Linked DNA regions of Homo sapiens: region 2 is linked to region 1. Evidence: chromatin loops called from intact Hi-C (ENCODE). Cell type or tissue: heart left ventricle. All regions are shown on one strand.

Region 1 (8,000 bases):
ATGGCCATGCCCTTGAACTTCCCAGCCTGTGCAACTGTGAGCTAAATAAATCTCTTTTCTTTATAAATTACCCAGCTTCAGGCGTTCTGTTATAAGCAGCAGAAAACAAACTAAGACACCCTGCACACACCCCATCCCCACCCCCGCCAAACCATCTACTTTCTTCACGGTAGCCAGGTAGCCAGAGGGGTTCTTTTAAAAGGTAAGTCATTCACTGTCACTGCCTGGCCTAATGCTCCTACAGCTTCTCTACCTCTTACAATAAAAGCCCAACCCTTTGCCATGGCCTCCAAGACCCTGCCCAATGCAGCCCCCACATGGTGCTCAGATCTCTTCTCCCACCCATTCTCCCCTCACTCACTCTACCCAGCCACACCAGCCTCCTTGATGATCCTGAAATTGGCCAAGCTCATCCCTGCCTCGGGGCCTTTGCACAGGCTACTCTTCCTGCCTTAATTCCCATGGCTGGCTTCTCAGTGTCCAGGTCCCAGCTCAAAGGCCACCTCATCAGACAGGCAGGCCTTCCCTGATCATCAGATCCAAAACAGCCCCCGACTCTAATTCATATCTCTGTGTTACTGTCTGCATAGCACTTGTCACTTACAAGATTTTTCTCATTTGTTATTTCTTCATTATTCATCTCCCCCATCCCAAACATCAGAGATATGAGAGCAGGGATTGTATCTGTTTTGATCACTGCTGTTTCCCCCATGCCTGGCACACAGTAGGACCTTAGTCAGTATCTGCTGACAGCATGAAGACAGCAGAAAACAAGATTCCTGGAGCTCTAAGTATGCCTGACATGGTGTGGGAATCCCCCATTCCCTTTGCAACAAGGGCTCTGAGAGAAGCCAGGCCGTTCTGCGAGCTTGTAACAGGGGCCCTGGCCCAAGCTGGGGAGTGAGGAGCGGGCAAGCCAAGGGGGGCTTTCCTGAGAAGACGCCTTAGACCCCCACCACCCAGCGTGCTCCCTGGACCAGTGGCATCAGCGTCTCATCTCCTGGGAGCTTGCTTAGAAATGCGGCATCTCAGGCCCTACTCCAGACCTGCTGATCCAAAATCTGCATTGGAACTAGGTTTGCAGGTAGTTCAGAGGTATAGTCAGATTTGCGATATCCTGGTTTAAACCCCCAGATAAGTAGGTAATAGCAGGCATGGCTGGTTCAGGGCATCCCTGGGAACCAAAAGGCTCACGGCAGGCCCACGAGGCCAATCTCATGCAAAACATGGCTTCCCAGCAGCACAGGCCAGACCAGAAAAAGCACTGAGGCCCATCCAGGGACCCCAAGCATCCTTCCTCCCTCAGACCCAAAATAGGATCCAAGAAGCTCAGAGCCAGCATATGCGGGTGGGGGAGGGAGAACAGGGAGATGAACCCAACAGATTTGCATGGCAGACTCCCCGAAAGCCATGCCATCTGGAGCCCCTTTGTGATAAAGGGAAGGGGAACAGAGTGAGAGCCAGGAGTATTTTCAAGGAGTGGGGTAAGGGGGCAAAAGAGGTATGTACAGGGAGAGGGAGGGCCACCTGTCACCAAGACCAGCAGCACCCCAATTCCACTTCCCAACCACCTGCAACACACAGGGCCACACACGCCAAAAACAGCTTGTAATCCACATAGCATCACCCCTTCTGCAGCTTCCCGAGGTCTGATATCCTGGAAGTCGTGCCCTGAGTCCTGCTCTTAGTACATGTGGTTGTGGGGCAGCCGGCACCTCACCCCATCTACACTGACGAACCTGTGACCCAGGCGTGGGCAATCAGAGCTCTGGGGCCCTCTGGATGGGTGATACTTGGTTCATGGATGGGTCCATGACCTCAAGGTCAGGCCAGGGAACACCTGGATCCAACTGTGCCTGAGGCCATTACTCCTGAGTCAAGTAAGCCCAGAAAGTCTTTTTTTGTTTGTCTGTTTGCTTCAGACTCTTCAAGTTAGGGTTTCTGTCACTTACAACCCAAACAGTCCTGAGTGATACAGCTGTTACAGCACCTATCATCCTGTAATGTCTCACTTAGGTGCCCATTTTCTCCCCTGGACTGGAGCCCTTGAGGACACACACCATTGTTTGAGTCATCTGCGTTTCTGACGCCCAGAAGAAGGCCTGGGATATAATATAATCTTCAGGAAATACGTGACAACGACTGGATAGCTCGTCCTTCTTTCACTCTGCAAATATCTACTAAGCACCCACTATGTGCCAGGCACTGTTCTAGGTGTGGGGACACAACAGGGAATAAAAGAGACAAAACCCCCTGCCCTCTGGGAGCTTAAATTCTAGCGAAGGAAGAGCAGGCAAGAAGCAGAGGAGTCAATCAAATACAAGTGCCACGGAGAAGAGGGAGACAGAGGGGGAGCATGGGAGGAGGGGTGACTTTCGATGGGAGGCCAGGGAAGGCTGGGCTGAGAGGGAGAGGCCCAAGACCTGAAGAGGTCATGAGTGCACAAATACCTGGAGAATGTTCCCGACCAACAGGACAGCATGTGCAAAGGCCCTGAGGCAGGAGTGTGCTGGGCACTTTTGGCGAAGGAGTCAGAAGACCACAGACTACAGGGCGTTGGGATTTCCTCTGGGTGAGGTGGGAGGCAGCGGGGGCTCAGATAGGACGAATGTGACCTGATTTACGCAGGGTACATGTGGAGAACCAGGGGCAAGGGTGGAAGCATGGGACAAGGGAGGAGACGACTGCAAGAGTCCCAGCAGGAGACCATGGTGGCTGAGACCCGGGGCTACCCATGGGAGGTGAGAAGTGGCCGGATCCTGGCTGCTTGTCCAAGTTGGAGCTGACAGGATTTCCTGATGGGTTGGATGTGGGATGTAAGAGGAAGAGTGGCGTCAAGATGGCCCAAGGAGGTGCCAGAGTGACTGGAAGGAGGGGGCCGCAAGAGGAGTGGCGGGGAGGAGGCAGCAAGTTTGTGATGCCTGCTGAATGCCCTCATGGAGATGTCGGGTCATCATCTAGAGGTCGGGACAGAGGTCAGGGCAAGGAATATAAATTTGAGAAATGCTGGCAGGGCATTTTAAATGATTGAGCAAGATGAGCTCAACTACAGAATGATAATGAAGTGACAGAGGAAGAGAGGGAAGAAATGGTCCCCATCTCCTTACCACCGGGCTGCCAGTGCCCACCAGCCTCCTGGCTATGTGCCGGGGAGAAGAAACGGTGATAGCAGCAGGACATCAACTCCTTGTTCTAGAACAGCTTGCTATGGACAATGGAGTTTCACATCCACTGTTTAGCCTGCTCCAAAGAGGTAGGTAGGGCAGGAATTAGCATTCCCCACCCCAACTCATCACCCAGATAAGAAACTGAGGCTCAGTCAGAGAAGGACAGGCGGGTGCAAGGTGATCCAGGCTAACTCAGCTGGCTGAGCCACCCGGCCAAGGCCAGGCTGCAGACACCACGTGCTCTCTGCCAAGTGCAGCTCTTCAGGAGCAGAAACAGAGAGACCCCCTCCACCCTACCTTCTGCGGCTGCCAAAGACCTGACACACGGGGAGGGGCTGAGAATATGTCTTGGCCCGAAGTGTTGTGGTGACTGGCAGACAACAAGTGCTGGCAGCGAATTAGGGAGCCAGGAGGGGCAGCCAGCACCACACACAGGGCTGGGTCTCCAGGGTCCCCTCAGCACCGGGGGCTCCCTTCTTCCTGGACTTACAGGCCAGCCCCAAGCCCAGAATCCCACCTCACCCCTCTGTGCCCCCCAACAGCCACCAACTCTTGAGAGAGACACCAGGGATGGGGCATCCTGCTCCCACCTCAGCCACAGGGCTCAGCCTCAGGGATCGAGACCCAGGTTCAAATCCCAGCTCCAGTGCCAACTGACAATGAGACTTAGAACCAGCTGTAACACCTCTCCAAGCTTCAATGTCCCCACCTGTAAGACAGGTGGCAAATACAGAAACACTTCCATCATCACTGCCGCCAAAGCAGCGAACATGTGCTGAGCTCTCAGGATGTGCCAGACACTGCTCTAGACCAGGGCTTCTCCCGCTCAGTGCCACTGACAATTGGGGCCAGGTAATACTGTGTGATAAGGCTGTGCTAGGCACTGTAGGACGTTCAGCAGCATCCCTGGACTCTACCTGCTTCATGACAGTAGCAGGTAGAGTCCAGACATCCTTCCTCCCCAGTTGTGACAACCAAAAATATCTCCAGACATTGCCATATGTCCCCTTTGGGGGAGGGGCCAAACTGCCCTTGTTTGAGAACCACTGTTCTAAGCCCACCAGAACATCAGCTCCAGGAGGACAAAGATCTTTGTCCATTCATCAAATCTAGGGCCTGGATTTGAACTTAAGGGACCTGGTTGCACAACTTGCTCAGACACCTGCTATCCTGATTCTCAAAGGCCTATGGGAGGGTTTATGTGACCCAATATTACATACAGGTCTGCCCCACAGTAGGTGTTTCTAAATGGTCATTTTTTGTTTGTTCTAAACTCTAGACTTGGTTCATTATTATTAATAACAGCTAACATAATTAAGCATTTATTATGTGCCAGGTACCAAATGAAACATCTTTTGCACACCATCACTCATTTCAGAGGTACAATGATCCTAGAAGGAAGGGATTACTATTACTCCCACTTTATTAAGGACAAAACTAAGGTTCAAACATGTTAAATGACTTGCCCCAGGTCACACTCCCAGTAAGAGGAGGAGCCGGGACTGAAAGATAACATACCAGCGCCTCTCAGACTTTGGGCTTTCAGATTGGTAAGTTCCCTGACAAGGGAGCAACAAGCATTTAATGAGCACTGACTGTATGCCAGGCACTGGGCTCAGCATCAGGGATACCAAGGTCAAGATGGCCCCCAAACAGCTCCAACAGCAGGCAGAAGGTGAAGAGGGCTCAGTGCCAGTATGGAGGGCTGGGGCTGGGGAAAAGGAAGTCAGAGATGCATAAGAGTAGCAGGAATGGCTTCTCAGAAGAGGTATAGGGACAGTTCAAAGGAATCCGATATCCATTCATCCATGGAACAGTCAGAGAACGCCTCTTCAAGGTGACATCTCAACAGAACATAGCTGAAGATGGAGGTGAGCCATGCTGACATGAGGGAAAAGACAACTGGCAGGGAACTGTCTTTTTTAAATTATTGTTAGTCTATATTAATTTGAAAAATAGTGTGTTAATTAGAACTAGTGTAGCAATGCCAAAAAAGTATACAAAGATAAAGTGAAAATTCTTTTTCTACACTCCCCCCCATTCTCAGCCTGAGGCTACCAAGGCTAACATCTGGTGCACATCCTGCAGTATCTTTCTCCACACTCATAAATACCCATTGAGAGAGCCTTTTTTGTGTTTTTTTTTCTCTACAAAATTGGGGTCCTGCTCTACATTTCACTCAGCAACTTATCCCTCCTTAAAGGTACAGCACATACAGCCCCTCATGTCCATAGAGACCAACCTCATTCTTTCCAACAGCTGTCCGTTACCCCAACATGTGGATCAACAACCATCCTAATGAGACTTTTCTCTGCTAACGGCCACTCACAGAGTTGCCAATTTCTTTTGCCATTAGAAACAAAACTGGAATAAACATCTTTGTAACTTACATCTTTACCTACTTTTTTTTTCTTGTTTCTATAGGAGAAGTTCCTAAAGGAACTGAATCAAAGGGTATCGTGGGTTTTTATTTTTAAAGACACTGCCAATGTATTTTCCCCCAAGGCAGCAATCATGAACACTCCCACCAGTGTCCTCTGGGACTGCTTGCTTGCCTGCAGCCAGGCCAGCGCTGGGCATTATGCCTCTTGTGTACGTGTGACGACAGTAAGGGATGGAAGGTGACGTTGACTGATAGGGTTTCTCAGCGGAAATGCAGCTCCACACAGTTCCAAAAAACACTGCCAATTCCAGAGCATTCTGGGCCCAAATGAGGCTAGAGGGGTGTGGGGGAGCAGGCTGTCCACTCAGGGGGCCCTGAGCAAGATGGGGACACCTTCCTCCCAAGCCCCTCCCCATCCTTGCAAGCCGACTCCTGAGCCTGCACCATCCTCATTTCTGAAATGGATTTCACACCCAGGAGTAACAAAGATGGCTTTGTCAGTAGGAAAGGGGAGGGGGGCACTGTTGTCGGAACATTCTGGATCCTGTTCATTCAAAGCTCTGTGTGTGGGGATGGAGAGGGCAGAGTTGGGGAACAACGGGGTGCTTCCTGCTCTGGGGCTGACCTCAGGCACAGGCACCGTGGGCAGAGCTGGAGCGGCCCCAAATTCCCTGCCATCCCCTCACTGGCACACTCCACAAACATTTGCTGAGAGCTTAGGCTGTGCCAGGCACTCCGGGAGCACTTTACATTTATCAGCTCATGCAGTTCATCCCCACAGCCCCATCAGCGAGGTCACATCATTAACACCACTGTGCAGATGAGAAAATAGAGCTCCAAGAAAAGCAGCCAGGACTCGAGGTCACACAGCTCGTGAGCAGCACAGGAGGACAAAGCAGGGGCAGTGGACTGCCATCTAGCCACCTGCAGAACAGGCTCTCCTGCCCGGGCTGCTGTGGCAGCCTCCTCCTCAGCCTCCACCCCACCTCCTATCATCTACCCGCACAAGTAGCCAGAGGGATCCTGCGAAAACTGAGTCAGATCTGCCCCTCCTCTGCTGAAACACTCCAAGGACAACACCACCTCACTCAGCGACACCACCTCACTCAGCGTAGAAAGCAAAGCCCTTACAATGGCCCTCAAGGCCCTGTGCAATCTGCCCACCAGCCTCCCTACTCCTACTGCCACCTCTCTGACTTGACCTCCCATTGCTCTGCCCCTGGCCATTCCGGCCTCCGTGTGGATCCTAAAACAGGCTCCTGCCTCAGGGCCTTTGCACTTGCTGTTTCCCATGCTTGGAATGCTCTCCCCATAAAGACAGAGGCAAAGTCCTTTTCCTGATGTTACACCCCTAGAAGGGGCAGAGCCTGGATTCAGGGAAGACAAAATGCACACAGCTGAGTCTTCAATAGAAGAGAAAGATGCTGTGTGACTCTGGGTAGGTCAGGGAACCTTTCTGAGCCTCTGCTTCCTCATCGACACAATAAACAGGCAACGCAGGAACACCTTCCCCACCAGGTTCTTGGGGGGCTATGTTGCTTGGAAAGTGTCCACTGGGCACAGTTCCTCACACATGTGGGCACCAGTGTTATAATGACATCCACAGGGAGAGCTGGAATAGTCAAGGAAGGCCTCCCAAGGAGGCAGGATAGGAGCAAGGATTCTGAGGTCAGACATGGAAAGGCCAAGAGCCACTGCAAGCAGGCCATGGGCCAACGGGGCTCCCCTGGGACCCAAGACTTGGGGGAAGGCAAAGCCTTCCAATCTGGGATCGAGGCACCAGCACAGGGGAGAAGAGATGCTCCCACCTGGCATCCCTCCCCATCTTCTGGTCCCAGCACCCTGGGGGCTTCCTTCTGGGAACCACTCCTCCCCCACTACCATGTGGTAGAGCTACATCCCTCACCCAGGAGGCAGCTGCCCCAGGGAAACAGAGAGAAATTCCCATTCTTACTGAAGGTGGTTTGAGATGGGTTTTCTGTCACTTGCAACCAAAGGATCCTGACAACCAGCCGGCTCTTGCCAATCTCAGCAGTGGTAGCAATGCCATTGTCTTTATTATTGTTCTTGTTATTTCAAAATCTTCAAGATGAGGGAGAAACGAGGCCAGGGGAGAGGCCACCAATAGGCTGCCCAAGAGCAGGAAGACACCAAACCTGACCGGGATGGTATCAGGGTCCTGCAACCTAAGAAGAGGCCCAGGCAGGGACCCTCTAACGCCCCTGGAGGAACCCACTACTTCCTCCCAGGTTCTCCCAAAGGGGCATAAGTGCAGGAAGTAGGACGGACCATGTGGGAACCTCCTGTTTAATAGCTGATGTTGCAGAAAAGAGAAGGGAGCCATTGCCCACAGGCCACAGGAAGTGGAAGTCTGGGAAACAGATTCGCACCCTCTAAGAGAGACCCACCTTCTCCCCTTTTCATCTCAAAGAACAAGAAGGACCACTCAC
Region 2 (8,000 bases), 120 kb before region 1:
TGGGCACGCCCCCTCAGCCCCTCCCAGCCACGCCCCCCAGCATTGGCCTTCACTGCCAGCCACGCCCCCTCTGCCCCTCCCAGTCACACCCACCAGCATCAGGCTTCACTGCTGGCCAGGCTTTTTTTTCACTGAAACCCCACGAGGTGGGTGCTATGACTTCCCCATTTTGCACATGAGGATACCCCATCCTCCTGCTACGTGCAGGACCCTGCTGAGACTCGCAGCTTGGGGTGGGGCATCTACAGGGGTGAGGGACCCAGAAATGCCCCTGATCCAGCCTGCACTGGGACCCCTCTGGCTCAGCATGTCCTTAGATCTAGATCACCAATGGATGGGTGGGGACAAGCATGCTGGGGCCTGAGACCACATTGCTGAGATTTACGGAGCCATCTCTATCCCACAAAGTCATGCTTGATGCTTCAGATCCATTAGCAATGCCTATAAGGCCCTAACCTTCAAGATACCAATCACCTCACTCCTACACTGGCCCGAACCACCTTCGCCTCCCACCTGGACTATCACAGCAGCCTCTTTGCTGGGCTCCCTGCTGTCACCCTTGGTCCCAACAGTCTCCACAGGGCAGCCAGAGGGATTCTGCCAGCGTGTTCGTCCAAGCAGGTCTTTCCTCTACGCAGAGCTCAGCAACAGCTTCATAGCTCACTCAGAGTAAAAGCCAAAGACCCTACAATTCTCTATAGGATCTCATCTCACCTCCTGGACTCTCCCATCAGCCCTGTGCCCTCTGACCTCGTCTCCTACCACGCCCCCTCCTCACTCTGAGGCAGCCACACTCCCTCCCTGCTATTCCCTGCACAACCCACTTAGACTCTGCCTGAGGACTTTGCACTGGCTGTTCCCTCTGCCTGGAACCATCATGCCCACCTGGGTCCCTCCCTCACTGGTGGCTCAGGTCCTGGTTCCAATGTTACCTTCTCGGTGAGGCCTTCCCCATCTCCCCTATTCAAAAGTGAACGCCAACACCACACTCTTTACCCTCCTTCCCTAGCACCTATCATGTTTTACTATCTTGCTTTGTAAAGATAAGCAAGTAAAGATCTTATCGTCCCCTCCAACTACAAGGTCGGCTCCATGACGACAGGCACGTCCTCCTCCCGTTCATTGTGGTGTGAACAGTGCCTGCCACATTATAGGCACTCAATAAATATTTGCTGAATAACTAAAACTTAACCAAATGGTTCTTGACATTTCTTGAAGGGACAGATAAAAGATTCTACTCCCCTGCCCCCAGGTTTTTGAGGTATCCCTGATTTGCTGGTGCCTAAGAGGCAGTTTTACAAGGGCATCCATGTTCCTGCGGGCCACACTGTGCCCAGAAAACACGGCGGCTGCACGAAAGGATAGGAGCTGCCTGAGCTAGTGGAAGCATGGCACAGTTGGGGTCTGACCTGTTCCCACCCCTTGGCCCAGCTGGGCCCAGCCCTCCACTCACCATGGTGGATGATGCCATTCTCCAACAGGGCTTGGCCCAAGTTGACTCCTTCTTCCGTCTTGCTGATTTCACCAATTTCTAGGAGCCAGGCAACGAACTCACTGCCAGGAACACAATATGTGGTTGAGAGGATTTCCCCAATTCTGGGACCACAGGAATCAGCACTAAGCTGGCCTGGCCACATCCACCCCTGGGAATGACAGCTAGAACTTCCCACAGGGAAGCCGAGTGTAGTAGTCTATAGCCCTTGGGGTTGTACTGAGGCTTCATGCTTATTACCAATAGCAGAGAGGAGAGTGTGACCAGATTCCAGGTCTGCCTCAGGCTCACTGGATGGATGCATGGATGGATGGAAGGAAGGAAGGAAGGGAGAGAGGGAGGGAGGGAGAGAGGGAAGGAGGGAAGGAAGCTGGGCAGGCAGGTTGGTGGATGAGTGACTACATAGATGGATGGATGGATGGATGGATGGACGGACGGATGGATGTCCGGCCAGACAGACAGCCAGCAGCACATGGGCAGGTAGGTAAGTGGGTAAGTGGATGAATGAACAGACAGATGACTTAATATGGGGTGGATGAAGAAGAGAGTGAGTAGATGGGTGGATGGGTCAGGGATGGATCACAGATGGCTAGATGGAGTGGTGGCTGGACAGATGAACAGAAGGAATGGACAAACATGCAGGAAGAAATAATAGGGGGCCAGAAAGATGATGGCGGGGAGTCAGGCGAGCTAACAGTGATGAAACCATGTCATTTCCATATTCAAAACCCTCCCACAGGCTTACTACTCACAAAAAAAATCCCAACTCTTCCCACACGGACATAAACAAGGCCCAGCATGACCCACTCCCACCCTGACTGATCTCACCCCCAATACCTCTCATTAGTTATGCCTAAGCCACACCTACCACCTTTCCCTTATTAAAAAATACCAGACTCCTCCCTGCCTCGGGGCTGCTGCACTTGCTGTTCCTTCTGCCTGGAATGCCCTTCCTCAGCTCTTCATGCAACTGTGCCTTCTCATCCTTCAGGTCTCAGCACAAACATCACCTCCTCAGAGAAGCCTTCCCTGACTACCTCATTTAAAATGGTCCCCGACCCCTATCCAATCCATCACATCTCTGTGTTGCTTCCTTTTTTGCACTTTTCACTGTCTGAAGTGGTCTTGTTTACAGATTTATTTTACGTATTTATTGGCCATCTCCCCCAACCAGAATGTAATGACATGAACAGGGTGTTTTCTCTGTCTTATTCATGGCACTATCCCAGCACCTACCAGAGGGCCTGATGCAGAGCAGGGCTCAATGATCATTTATGGAACAAATGAAGTAATGAACCATCCGACAGAAAGGAATGTTCTGAGGTCGGCAGGAAGGTCTCGGGGAGACAGAAGTGCTCCCAGGCCAGAGGAAGACAGGCAGCTTTCCCAGCTCCCACGTGACTGCCCGGTGGTGAGAGGCTCAGCCGGGGCCCCAGGTCCTAGTTCTTGCGGGTGCTTCTCAGGCTCAGCCCAGAGCTCAACCCACTCAAACTCAGCAGGAAAAGGGAGAGCCTGGAATGGGGCTGTTTCCGCCGAGGCAATCTGTGTTCAATGAAAGCAGGTGGCAGCTGGCCAGAGCCTGAGCACCCTGCTTATCGAAACCAGCTGTCCCGCCTCCAATTACAGGGCCAGAGGGGGGCAGGGCTATTTTTAGCTTCCTAGTGTTTGGCAGAGCAAAGACCTGCCTGGTGTGTAGGTAGCGGTGCGTGCTGGAGCATTCAGAATGCCCTGGCTGGAGGCAGAGTGGGCTGCAGAAGAAATGCATCTGCTTTGTGGGACAGGCGCCCCAGGTGGGGAAGGGATTGTTCTGGGTCCTGTCCACCCCCAGTTCCATTCTCAAAGTCTTGGAACTCAGGGACAGGGAGAATGCTGCCAGCAGCTGAAGGAGGGGAACAGATGTTTGAGTGCCCACTCTCGGAAGCCCACCAGCTGTCTAATTGGGGGCCGCCTCTGGCACTGATCAGCAACTCTCTGGCCAGGGTTAGGGGACAGGAAGTATCCCACAGCAGCTGCTGGGGCAGAAGAAGACGGCCCAGAGGACAGCAACTCTGCCCTACGTTTCTGCCCAAACTGGGTCTTGCCATCTTCTGGTGGATCAAGGAGGGTTCACAGCTTGCTGGGCAAAGCTGGGCGGGTCCCTGTGCCTCTCTGGGCCTCATCAGGGCCCACCTGGGAAGTGGCTCACTCAGTCACCTTCTGGATTTAGCAGGCAAAATTTCTAGTCATATGAAATCCTGAGCTGGGATGCAGTATGCAAAAACCCAATAAAATTCATCTCTAGTGCAGGGGTCTCAAACTTGTAAATAGGCAAAACAGGCCAGGAGGAGACTGTGCAGAACCAGCCGGGGCCTGCCGTGTCTAAAGCTGGCAGCCACTCTTCAGTGTAGCCCATCATGGCCCATTATGTTAGAAGACGAACGCATCTAACAGCTTCTCGGGAGAGTGAGGAAATCCAGCATTTCCTGTGAAATCTCCCCATCATTAAATGTTCATATCGAGTCCAACATTTTCTGAAAGCACTACGTGGGCCGAGGAAAACATGTCTGCTAACTCTATCAGGTCAGTGGGGCACTGCTAGCCACCTCTGGGGTACAGGGGAGAGTGTTCTGGGCAAGGGGATCAGCGCACACAGAAGCCCTGAGAGGTAAGGTCAGGAAACCAGCGATCTGCCAGTGGGGAGGGGCGCTGGCATGCAAAGGGCAGCTAGGTCCAAGCTCCCAGAAAGACACAGCTCAGGACAGTGTGAGGAGAGCTGGAGATACAAGGAGAAGGCAATCTAGCTTGATGGGCAGTCTGAGAGTCAGGGATGGCATGGTGAGCTGAGAGTTAGGATGTGTCAGCTTTCATCCCTCCTTCCTTCCCGCCTCCTAGAATCATTCACCCACTAAACATCTATTTAGCCTACAATGGGCCACGGCCAGGGTGAGGCACAAGGAATACATTCTGCAGTCTTCCTAAGAAAGCCGCCTGAGCTCAGGCCCAAGGTACCACTTATGACCCAACACAAGAATCCCTTGTTCTTGCCTGATTCCTCCATGGGCCGTGGGCTCCAAGAGGGTAGGGACTGGGGGGTACCCAGTGGAATACCCATCCCTGTGACTCCACGGCTCAGGGATGCCTCCTGGAGATGACAATGTTGGACAAATCCTTACCGACCCTCTCGTGCACACTAACACCCTGCACCTGTGCGTACAGGTGGCCAAGACACCAAGGCCCCTTCCACCTTGGAGCTTTCCCTCTGGCAGACGTCCATAACTGAACAGCATCTAATCTCTGCCAAGGGTGAAACCCAAGGCCTTCGTCCAGGAAGCTTTTCCTGACGGCCCCTGCCAGACACGCCGCGTCATACCTGGTAACCCTGAGCTCCGACAGCTCCACCAATGCCCTCGATCTGGATCCTCATCTCACTCCACTACCGAGACTCCTCCAGTGGCTTCCCACAGCACCAAGACGGAAATGTGAGCTGCCTGCCAAGGCCCTGCCTGAGGTGACCCACTTTAACTGCTGAGGCCACATCTCCTGCCCCTCTGACCACTCAGGCTCCAGCCACAATGGCCTCCTCCTGTTCCACCATCACTCAAAGCTCACTGCAGCCTCAGGGCTTTCGCGCCTACTGCTTCCTAAGCCAGGAATGCTGTTCCCCACACCCTCTCATGGCTGGCTCTTGCTTGTCTTTCAGATCGTGGTTAAATGTCACTTCCCCTGAGAGGTCCTGACTGCCCACTCTTCTGAACCAGCCCCATTTCCTCTTGTCCTGACTTCACGCTAAGTATTTCCTTAGCGCATTCATCAAGTTGCTGAAATTCCCTTCTTTCTATCTGTCTCCTCTTCTGTTGTCTGATTTCCCCCACTGGATGCTTACCTCTATGAGGGCAGGGACTTCATCTGTCCTATTCCCGACTGGCACATAGCAGGGACTCGGTAACACTGAGTGGGTGAATGAATGAGTGAATCTGTTTTGTCTCCCCTACTAATCTGACGATGCCAGAGGGCACAGGCCATGCTCCTCCCAGGACACCCTCCACATTAATACACACAGATTTTATTCTTTGCTTTTTAAATGTGGCATCTAAGAGATTTTTCTCTGAGTAGGGCAGAAAGAGGCCCCTCCTTCATACACTCATCATGCACAGCCAGTACGATTCCCACGAGTCTCACCAGCACTGTGCTGCACACGTCACGTGTTCTCTCACTGTATCCTCCGACAGTCCTCAGAGGCACATTTTATTATCTCCCTTTAACTGATCGTTCACTGAGGTTCAGAGAGGTTAAGAAACTTCCCCAATGTCACACAGCTAGAAAGTGAGGGAACCAAGACTTGAGTCCAAGTCTAACTCAAAGCCAACCCTTGGGGGTGATAAAGACAAATCAGGCCAGGTGCAGTGGCTCACGCCTGTAATCCCAGCACCTTGGGAAGCCAAGGCGAGAGCATTTGCAAGACCCCCATCTGTACAAAAAAAAATAAAAATTAGCTATAGAAGCCTAGCACAGTGGCACACACCTGTAGTCTCAGCTACTCAGGAGGCAGGAAGATCGCTTGAGCCCAGGAGTTTGAGGCTACAGTGAGTTATGATCACACCACTGTACTCCAGCCTGGGCAACAGAGCGAGACCCTGTCTCTAAAAACCAAAAGATAAATCAGACACTTTTTATATTCATGCAGTTCCCTAACAGTGGAGACAGATGTAGAGAGAGGAACTGCTAGGGAAAAATAAAATGTGCTGAGTAGAAATAAAAATGAATAGACAGGCAAAGTACAGTGGGAGACAGCACCAGTGTCGCTTTGTGATCTTGTACAGAACCCTTCCCCTCTCTGTGCCTCGGTTTCCTCACTTTTAAAATGGGGGTAGTGGCAGTGACTGTTTCACGGTGTTGTGTGGGGATTAAAAGACATGGCTGAATGCCAGCACATGCAGCAAAGGGCTTGATCAATATCTCGGAGGCTACCAAGTCCTTCTACCCTGGAGGACCAGGGACGCATCTTGGACAAGAAGATTCAGTAGCGGGACCCTGGCGGGGGTAGCAGGATCACACACCCTACGGCTGTGTGCAGAGCAAAGCCGTGCAGGGAGAAGAGTTTATCAGAATAATCTCCTGCAGAAAGGCTGGCCCTTTCGGACCTGCAGTTACAAAACAAGCTGCTATCTTGGCCCCATTTCAAATGGGCAGTAAAAGAAATCTCTCTAATCCTTCCTGAGGAGGCAGAACTCCTCGAAGTTCTGATCACAGACAGGCTGCCTCATCGGTCCGGACTGAGCAGTTTGGCAGGAGATGGGAAGGTTCTCTGGCCCCAGGGGGCCCGGAAGCAGGCCCCTCCTGAGAGAAAAACCTCCTTTCCTGTGGGATTAGGAGTTGGCTGAAAAGGCCAGCCAGGCTGCCCCGCCCCGCCTGCCCCAGCCAGCAGGACTCCAAGGCCCAAACTCTCCTCTCCATGGAAGCTCAGAGCTGGAGTTCCTGATCTTTGAGGAAAATAGGGCACCAAGGCCCTTGAGGGCAACAGGGCAATAGAGTCCATGGCGCCCTGCAGGTTTGAACCCTTCTACTTGCTGCCCCTCCACCACAAGCCTCAGGCCATGAGTGCCAGCTGTCCCCAAGTCCACACTAAGCCTCCGTGGCCTGCCCAACATCCATACTGCACCCTGAATGTCTATCAGCATTTCAGCCTCCACCGGGCTCCTGCTCCTTCCCAGGGACCTGCTCCTGCCTCCCCGCCTCTTCCTCCCCTTGGCTTCCGGAGGAGTGCCACCTTCTCGCCAGCAGCTCCACTCAGAGGTCTCTGCCCCCTCCTCCTTCCAATGCCATCATCGGGCCCCAGGGCCCAGGCCTGCCTCTTCTATCCCTTCAGGTTCCCCTGCACAGTTCAGGCCGTCTCATGGCTTTAAAGACCATTTAACACCATCTCCCATGTGTAGGTCCCCAATGCAGACCTTTCTCCCCAAGTCAAGATTTTGCAACCAACCAACAAGCCCACATCTCCATGTGGGTGTCTACCAGCCTGACATAACCCGTCCACAACTGCACTCGTGGGCTTCCCACGGCCCCCTGCAGCCTGCTCCTCCCGCCATCTTCTTCTCCTTCTCAAAGGAGCAACTGCAGCTTTCCAGCGCCTTAAAGTCCTGAACTCCCTTTACTTTTCCACCCCATCAGCAAATGCTGTTGCCTTTCAAGTTATCCAGAACACAGCCACTGCTCCCTGTCTCCACAATGACCATCCTGGCTCAAGCCTGGCCCACACAACCTCTCACCTGGTCCACAGCACTGTGATAAAGTGGCAGCTTTTACCCTAGGCCTCTGCAAAGGCTTTAGGGAAGTTGGGGGGAGTTTAAGTCCTTACATTCTAAATAAAGTTCCCGCATTGCCGGCAAACCTCTCTCCCCAGCTGCACCACAAGCTTCATGAGGTTGCAAGCCCTTGGCACTGTCCTCTCCGGAGTGTCTAGCACATTGTAGGGCCTTAAAACAGCCTGACCATTTTACAAGGACTGGATTTCTTCTACCTCTCCCGTGCC

What was found. Peaks named below come from ENCODE experiments on the same cell type or tissue, not always from the same donor. Only the 100,000 strongest peaks of a DNase experiment are listed, where the experiment ranks them.
Region 2: a loop joins it to region 1, with 2.3 times the contacts of the local background. A loop is called at or near these places in 7 of 110 quality-filtered maps.

The regions. Positions count from the first base shown.
Region 1 is chr20:48,802,004-48,810,003 of GRCh38, forward strand. The region is part of intron 1 of PREX1 (phosphatidylinositol-3,4,5-trisphosphate dependent Rac exchange factor 1); the gene reads right to left. Among named protein-coding and RNA genes, the nearest start is that of PREX1, 22 kb to the right of the region's middle. In heart left ventricle, no CTCF peak of the experiment used is centred here; DNase peaks (open chromatin) are centred at 3,440 and 6,187; H3K27ac peaks cover 450 bases.
Region 2 is chr20:48,679,782-48,687,781 of GRCh38, forward strand. It overlaps PREX1 (phosphatidylinositol-3,4,5-trisphosphate dependent Rac exchange factor 1), which reads right to left. Exons shown (of 40, transcript NM_020820.4): 11 at 1,454-1,554. Among named protein-coding and RNA genes, the nearest start is that of PREX1, 140 kb to the right of the region's middle. RefSeq lists a silencer at 1-138 and an enhancer at 3,248-3,997. In heart left ventricle, no CTCF peak of the experiment used is centred here; DNase peaks (open chromatin) are centred at 3,030 and 6,826; H3K4me3 peaks cover 863 bases; H3K27ac peaks cover 2,095 bases.